2 separate regions of the Homo sapiens genome follow, and region 1 is linked to region 2. A link is an interaction called in ENCODE POLR2A ChIA-PET data of the cell type or tissue named here. Cell type or tissue: Caco-2. All regions are shown on one strand. Links, peaks and the distances in the headings refer to the core of each region. The heading gives the core; the rest is flanking DNA.

Region 1 (4,398 bases), core at 256-4,255, 57 kb before region 2:
TCTTTTTTGGCATTTTTAAAGAGTTTTTGCAGACACTCATAGTCTTGGCATGCCTTCTATTGAATCTTTGGTGGGAGAAAGAATGTAAAGCAAAGGACTGAAATTTCCAGCGCTTTGCAGGGGACAGTAGGGGAAATGAGGCAGGAAATGAGGGCCCACTTAGAATGCAGTTTATTCCAAGTCTTTTCCACTTCCCCTGTTCTCCATGGGCTGCCTGCTGTATTCTCCTAAGGATGACCCTAAGAAATTAAGTGAATTGCATCCTCTAATTGTTGTCTATAGCAGTAATATGACAGAAGTATAGTACTTTTAAGTTCTTTTAAGTGAAGGATACCTGTATTCTAATTTCCATCAATCAAGTCGAATTTCTGAAGATTTTGTCAACTGTGCTAATTTTCAAAATGTTTTTGTTGGCTACATGCTAGCTGGAAATTAACTCTGAAAGCATTACCATCAAAATCTAGCTATTAAGTAAATATATAAAACTAATTTATCAGGCATCACTCTGTATCAGAATCTGTTTGATGTACTTTATGTGTATTGGCTCATTTAATCCTCATAGTAAGCTGTGAAGGAGTTAGCATTATTATCCCCATTTTACAGAGGTGGAAACTAAGGGATGAGTTAATTAACTTGCCCAAGAGCGCACAGCTAGGCTTAATGTATGCAGATTTTTAGCTTGATTTAGGAAGTTGAACATAAGTCTAATAGAACTTTAAAAAGTTAAAAGTATAACGCTTTCTGTGATGAAGCAGTCCCACTTCTGAGTATATATCCAAAGGAATTGAAACCATTATATTGAAGAGATGCCTGCACTCTCATGTTCATTGGAGCATTTTTCACAATAGCAAGGATATGGAAACCATGGAAGTGCCCATCAGTAGATGAACAGATAAGAAAAACGTACTCAGCCTTGGAAAGGGGGAAAGCCTGTCATTTGCACAACATGGATGAACCTAGAAGACATTCTGCTAAGTGGAATAAGCCAGGCACACAGAGACACATACCCAGATAACACATGATTTCACTTATATGTGGAAACTGAAAAAAAGTCAAACTCAGAAAATAGGCCGGGCATGGTGGCTCAGGCCTGTAATCCCAGCACTTTAGGAGGCTGAGGTAGGCAGATCACTTGAGGCCAGGAGTTCAAGACCAGCCTGGCCAACATGGTGAAACCCCATCTCTACTAAAAATACAAAAAATTAGCCGGGTGTGGTGCTGCGCACCTGTAATCCCAGCTCCTCAGGAGGCTGAGGCAGGAGACTCGCTTGAACTCGGGGGGCAGAGGTTGCAGTGAGCTGAGATTGCACCACTGCACTCCAGCCTGGGTGACAGAGTGAGACTCTGTCTCAAAAAAAAAAAAAAGAAGTAGAAAGTAGAATGACAGTTGCCGGGGGCTTGGAGGGGTGTAGACAGGGAAAGGAGAGGCGTTGGTCAAATAGTACAAAGTTTCATTTGGACAAGAGAAATAGATCCTGGTGATCTATTGCACAGTATGATGTCTGTAGTTAGTAATAAGGTATTGTAGGCCAGGTGCAGTGGCTCACACCTATAATCTCAGTGCTTTGGGAGGCCAAGGTAGAAGGATTGCTTGTGGCCAGTAGTTCGAGACTAGCCTGGTGTATTAGTCAGTGTTCTCTAGATAGAAGGATTGCTTGTGGCCAGTAGTTCGAGACTAGCCTGGTGTATTAGTCAGTGTTCTCTAGAGGGACAGAAGTAACAGGATACATGTATATATAAAAGGGAGTTTATTAAGGAATATTGACTCACATGATCACAAAGTGAGGTTTCACAATAGGCCATCTCCACACTGAGGAGCAAGGAAGCCAGTCTGAGTCCCAAAGCTGAAGAACTTGGAGTCTGATGTTTGAGGGCAGGAACCATCCAGCACAGGAGAAAGATGGAGGCCAGAAGACTACATCAGTCTAGTCTTTCCATGTTCTTTTGTCTGCTTTTATTCTGGCTGTGCTGGCAGCTGATTAGATTGTGCCCACCCCGATTGAGGGTAGGTCTGCCTTTCCCAATCCATTGACTCAAATGTTAATCTCCTTTGGCAACACCCTTCAATCCAATCAAGTTGACACTCAGCATTAACCATCACACCTGGGCAACGTAGCAAGACCCCATCTCTACAAAAAATAAAAAAATTAGCCTGGTGGGGTGGTGTATGCCTGTAGTCCTAGTTGCTTAGGAGGCTAAGACCTGAGGATTCCTTGAGCCCAGAAGTTTGAGGCTGCATTGAGCCATGATTGTACCAGTGTACTCCAGCCTGGGTGACAAGAGTGGGACCCTAACTCTAATAATAATAAGAAGAAGAATATATTACATATTTCAAAATAGAATAGAATAGTGGATTTTAAATGTTCTCACCATAAAGAAGTAAGTATTTGAGGTTTGGTGGATATGTTAGTTGGCCTGATTTGGCCACTCTATAACGTATGCATATATTGAAACATCACATTGTGTCCCATAAGTACATATAATTATTATTTACCAGTTAAAAGAAAACTTAACCTAACATTTTCCATGAGTATATGAAGGTAAGTTTGGTTTTTTCCCCTCATGGTCCAGTAGACGTAGTTTATCTTTCCATCTGTGGTAGCCCTTTTTTGTTTATCAGAGGATCTGAAATAAAAACGTTTTGAATCCATGTTGAATACTCTATGATAGAGTTTTTCTGAACTTGAATAAATTTGGTTTGTCATTTTTAAGCAAAGTATATTGACATAGCTGTAATTAAACTTATTAATATAACAAAGTTCACATGAACTTTATATAGATTTTATTTGTAGTACAGTGGACGGCATCATTACCTATGGAAGCAGTTATACAAGATGGCTAGTCTGGAATCACAGATTAATACTAACAGCCGTTTATATACTTATTTTTTCAGACTTTATAGCCACCCCTTTTTTTTTTTTGTAGAAGTTCCCTCCCCCCACATATTTTGGTGTGAATTGCAGTTGCCTGAACATAAAGAGGGGAAAAAAAAAACAGAGAGGATTAATTGATAATATACTTCTATGCCACATGTATAGGCACAAAAAGGCCTGGACCTCAACAGTTTGATAGGGAAAGAGTCCCCTGTAACTATAGTAACTATAGTGGTAATAATAATGAAAATATAGTGCTTACTATAAGGTATAGTGCTAAGCACTCTGTATTTACTCCTTTATACGATACTGTTACCTTTCTTTTTCCCCCAAAGAGATGGAGTCTCGCCCTTTTGCCCAGGCTAGGGTGCAGTGACACAATCATAGTGCACTGCACCTTGAACTCCTGGGTTCAAGGGATCCTCCCACCTCAGCCCTCCGAATAGCTAGGACTACAGCCATATGCCACTACCCCGGGCTAATTTTTAAATTTTTTAATAGAGATGGGTCTCACTTTGTTGCCCAGGCTGGTCTCAAACTCCTGGGCTCAAGTGATCCTCCTGCCTTGGCCTCCCAAAGTGCTGTAATTACAGGTATAAGCCACCATACCTGGCCTATCTTTCTTTAAAAAAAATTAGAAGTTTTAGTTTTAGAACCATTAGATGACTTTCGACAAGCTATATAAGCAGTTAGTGGCAAAGACAGGTTTTGAACCCAGGTTGGTCTGATTTCAGTACCTACAGCTTAATCTCTTGTCTGCTGTGGTTTATGGCAGGGGCTGGCAAACTTTTTCTGGAAAGGGCCAGATAATAAATATTTTAGGCTTTGTGGGCCACACATCTCCAGTGGGACTATTCCTCTCTGCTGTTTTTGTAAAATAGCCATTGACAGTACCCAAAAGAATGTGCCGGGGCTATGTTCTAACAAAATTTTATTTATCAACACTGAATTTCATGTAATGTTTATGTGTCTCGAATAGCTGTTGTTCCTTGAATTTGTTTTTCAGCTATTTAAAAATGTAAAAAATCATTCTTAGTTCTCTTACCATACAACTAAGGGATGGTGATGGGATCAGATTTGGCTTGTGGGCGGTAGTGTGCCAACAACTACTGAATGGCTTGCTGTATTTGTTTTTTCTCCCTACTAGGATAAACAGAAATGGATGATTCTTCTAACAGTTTTTCAGAATAATGAGAAACTGTTACAGCTAGAGTTAGACCTAGTTAACTAGTTAACCTAGTTAGGTAGGTAGAGTTACAAGCTAGTAATGAATCTGTGTAAATGTTCTTTGCCTCAGATATTCATGAATGCTAAGATTATGGGGTCCCTTTAATATTACAGTTCTTCCTATTACTATACCATATGGTTTTAGAAATCATAAATATTCATCTCTTAATCATTTGCAATACATTGCCATTTTGTTCTATAATCATCCAAAGAACTTTGATTCGAGGTCTTTTTGTATATTAGGTGTTGAGGTAATTTGATTCTTTTATTAAGAGAAAAATTTATTGGAAATAAAATG
Region 2 (4,398 bases), core at 153-4,152:
CGTCGTCATTACAGAATCTAGACTTTCCCCTACAAAGGATGCTAAACTTTATTACCTGTACTCCACTTTGAGTAGAAAAAGGGAAACTAAGAAAATGTTAGAAAATTTTAGTACAATTTTAAATAAATTTCCGTGTTGTATCCAGTAGTGGTTCAGATTCAGCCCATTTTCTTACATAGCTATTGCACTGTTGCTTGTTGCTGTGTAGTGATCAGTATTATGCACATTAGTGATTCAACAATCCAAGGCCAGCTGAGTTTGTTAGTTTATGATCCAGGGTCCCTGTATTTTGCTTTTAAATAACCCAGAAGGAAAATGGCTCTTTTAGGTTGTACTGGGCCCACATAAAACTAGTGACCTCTGTAATCTTGTTGAAGAATCGCAAGGAAGAAGTAACTTCTGTTTTTTGTTTTTGTTTTTGAGAGAGTTGGACATATTGGAACTCAGTTTTTTAATTTCAGAGTTAATCTGATATTCTTGAAGTATAATTGTATTTCTTTTTTTATTTATTTTTTAAGATATATATATATATATTTTTTGAGATGTTGTTCTGCTCTTGTTGCCCAGGCTGGAGTGCAATGGCGCAATCTCGGCTCACCGCAACCTGCACCTCCCGTGTTCAAGAGATTCTCCTGCTGCAGCACCCGGAGTAGCTGGGATTACAGGCATGCGCCACCACACCCAGCTAATTTTGTATTTTTAGTAGAAACAGGGTTTCTCCATGTTGGTGAGGCTGGTCTCAAACTCCCAACCTCAGGTCATCCGCCCGCCTTAACCTCCCAAAGTGGTGGGATTACAGGTGTGAGCCACTGTGACTGGCCAAAATTGTATTTCTTAGCACCTGCTTTTAAAAAAATTGAACACAAAGTAGATAGTCAAGGGCCAGTCTGAAGTCAGAAGTTATCAGAAGTGCATCAGGTTAAGAAATGTCACTTGACATTAAAATATCTATAACATTTTAAACTATTATAATGTGATAAATTGTATATACTATGTACATTTATTTAAAATGTTCTTGAACAAGCTTACTTGTTGATTATAATCGAATTACAAAATGTCCTTTGATTAAGAAAGACATGTAAATGGGACCGGATGCAGTGGCTCACGCCTGTAATCCCAGCACTTTGGGAGGCTGAGGCAGGCGAATCAGCTGAGGTCAGGAGTTTGAGACCAGTCTGGCCAACATGGTGTAACCCCATCTCTGCTAAAAATGTAAAAATTAGCTGGGTGTGGTGGCGGGCGCCTGTAATCTCAGCTGCTGGGGAAGCTGAGGTGGGAGAATTGCTTGAACCTTGGAGATGGAGGTTGCAGTGAGCCAAGATCATACCACTGCACTCCAGCCTAGATGACAGAGCAAGACTTCATCTGAAAAAAAAAACAGGGGGAGGGGGGCGGCAGAGAAAAGAAATAGGCATTTAGTAGTTTCCTACCTTTTCATCACTGGAATTCAAGTCTTGATTCCATCAGCTTTATAATATTGTCAAGAGTGTTTTCAGTATAAGTATGCTTATCCAGTCTGGTTAGGAATAGCAGGTGGTTTATTAACCAAGAGTCAAAGTACATAATCAAAAGAATTTATACTTAAATATCTGAAATATTTTAACATAAGATACATTCACCTGTATTCATTCATCACTTTTTAAATGAAAGACCAAACCTACCCTCTAAGTATATATCTCTGATCAAATTCCTTGTTGACTGTCTTTCATAAAATATATCCATAAATAACTTTCTAAAATTTTTAGTTTCATTTCTCAGAAATGAAAGGAGTAAGAAATTTAAAACTCTGGCAGAAGAGTATGTTAGAACGCATCTCTCTTTCTATGATTTTGTTTCTTTCTTTCTTTTTTTTTTTTTTTTTTTTTTTTTGAGACGGCGTCTCGCTCTGTCACCCAGGCTGGAGTGCAGTGGCGCAATCTCGGCTCACTGCAAGCTCCGCCTCCTGGGTTCACACCATTCTCCTGCCTCAACCTCCCAAGTAGCTGGGGCTACAGGCGCCCACCACCACACCCAGCTAATTTTTTGTATTTGTTAGTAGAGACGGGATTTCACCATGTTAGGCAGGATGGTCTTGATCTCCTAACCTCGTGATCCACCCACCTCGGCCTCCCAGAGTGCTGGGATTACAGGCGTGAGCCACTGTGCCTGGCCAATTTTTTTTTTTTTTAAAGAGACAGAGTCTCACTTTGTTGCCCAGGCTGGTCTTGAACTCCTGGGCTCAAGTAATCCTCCTGCCTTGGCCTCGCAAAGTACTGGGATTACAGGTGTGAGCCACCACACCCGGGCTCTGTGATTTGTTTGTTTTTTGAGATGGAGTCTCGCACTGTCATCCAGGCTGGAGTGCAATGGTGCAATCTCCGCTCACTGCAAACTCCGCCTCCCTGGCTCAAGTGATTCTCCTGCCTCAGCCTCCCGAGTAGCTGGGATTACAGGCACATGCCACTGCGCCAAGCTAATTTTTGTATTTTTAGTAGAAACGGGGTTTCACCATGTTGCCTGGGCTGGTCTTGAATTCCTGACCTCAGGTGATACTTGCCTCGCCCTCCCAAAGTGCTTGGATTACAGGCGTGAGCCAGTGCGCCCAGCCGCCTCTGTGATTTTTTAAATTGTGTCACTCACACTAAATTTAACAGCAATTTTTTTGATAACTCATTTTTTTTGTAGTCTTTCTAGAACATTAAACTTAGTTTTCATAGAAATTGCAATTCTCTTTGTATTTAATTAACTTACATAATTAAAATAACAACTGGCATAAACAGACTTGGGGAAAACTTAAACTCTTGGTAAGTTTAAAACTCAATTGAGTGGAGTAGAAGTATACAGAAAAAAAACAGGAATTGGAGAATAACCTATTAAACATGAATATTTAGTGTTCTTTTGGCATCAGTCGGTATGCTTTACACAGATAGTCCTCTGATTTGGGTAACTTGAGGTCAGTTAAGAGACCTTCATTTGTCCCCCAAAATCTGCCAAGATGGCAAAGTTTATTAGAGACCATTTCTGTCTAAAGGGGCAATCTTCATGGGGTGTATCGCCTTAGAATTTTTATAAATTCTTTACTGAAGATGTTAATAGCTTCTGGAATTTTCAAAGAAATATTGTCCTTATTGAATGAAAACAGTGCAAATTGTATTAGCTGTATGACTTAGGGTTTTGAATTATATAATAATCACTTTTCTATCGTTTGATTTTTTTTCATTTGTTTAAATGTGTATTGTTCCATGTTATACTTTATTTTACAGTGGTACAGAAAAAAAGAAAGAAAAACCACAAGGACAGAGAGAAAAAAAAGAGGAATCTCATTCTAATGATCAAAGTCCACAAATTCGAGCATCACCTTCTCCCCAGCCCTCTTCACAACCTCTCCAAATACACAGACAAACTCCAGAAAGCAAGAATGCTACTCCCACCAAAAGGTTTTAACTGTCCCCAAGTACAGAGCTAGGGAATGGTTGTAATGATACCTAAATTCTGTGACTTGGGAAAAAGTTAGCTATCCAAGGATTCTGAGAGAAAAAGCTGGTGGCTTTATTTTTCCCTTCTTCATTGCTTATAATTTATGCTTTATAGCCCATTGGGGAATAAAGAATTAAGGTCACAATTTCTCAGTTAAAACTGGAAAAAAAAAAAAAAAAAACTAAGTTATAAACAATCTGATGAAAAGAAGGCAGGAATAACCTAGTCGAAAACCAAACAATATTTTCTTAACCACATTTTTGAATACTTTTAAAATATGTATGTAACTATGCATAAATTTATAGCCATGGATAGAAAATGGCCATATGTAATTGTCCTCACTGTATTTTGGCATCATTACAACCTTCAACCTGCAAGGGCCCATCTCAAGTGGCTCTTCACTGTGGCTGCATCTCAGTTTCAGTTTTGGGTCTTGGGAGGATAAGTTCTTGCTTGAGTAGAGAAATGAATCCATTTCACCTGGTCTTTTCTATGCTAAAGGCTTGCTTGAGGGCTTCTGTGTCCGTAATAATTAATATTTTAAAGTTATGAGAAGGGGAAAAGGGAGAAATATTCTAACAATGTGTGTGAGCCTAAATTGAGAATCTAAACCTGCATGCTGGGAGTACAGTGCTACAGCTGCCTCCTAATCAAATATTGAGACCAATCTAATTAAATTTGCCTGTTTAGAAATGCTTATTCAAGCCTTGTGATTAGGAATAGTCATATTTTATCATCGTACTTCTGCTTGGAAATCTTAGGAAACTATTAAACCATTTCCAGAACTGGCTAGAATTTTAATAAAATAAATGACAACCATTCCTAAAAGATTTAAATTTTTATTTGATCAATTTAATATTTTGCCTCAAATCGCTAATGGAAATTGGGAAAACCAAAATACCCTTCACTTGATCGATGCATGTTTACCACTTACAAAATGCT

The links. ChIA-PET counts read pairs that join two places held together with the same protein. Peaks named below come from ENCODE experiments on the same cell type or tissue, not always from the same donor. Only the 100,000 strongest peaks of a DNase experiment are listed, where the experiment ranks them.
Region 1: POLR2A ChIA-PET joins it to region 2 with 9 read pairs; 9 of 35 experiments call an interaction of 5 or more read pairs at or near these places.

The regions. Positions count from the first base shown.
Region 1 is chr2:42,200,732-42,205,129 of GRCh38, forward strand. All of the region lies in intron 1 of EML4 (EMAP like 4), which reads left to right. Among named protein-coding and RNA genes, the nearest start is that of EML4-AS1, 33 kb to the left of the region's middle. In Caco-2, for the core only: no CTCF peak of the experiment used is centred there; no DNase peak of the experiment used is centred there.
Region 2 is chr2:42,257,879-42,262,276 of GRCh38, forward strand. It overlaps EML4 (EMAP like 4), which reads left to right. Exons shown (of 23, transcript NM_019063.5): 4 at 3,243-3,416. Among named protein-coding and RNA genes, the nearest start is that of EML4-AS1, 90 kb to the left of the region's middle. In Caco-2, for the core only: no CTCF peak of the experiment used is centred there; a DNase peak (open chromatin) is centred at 2,313.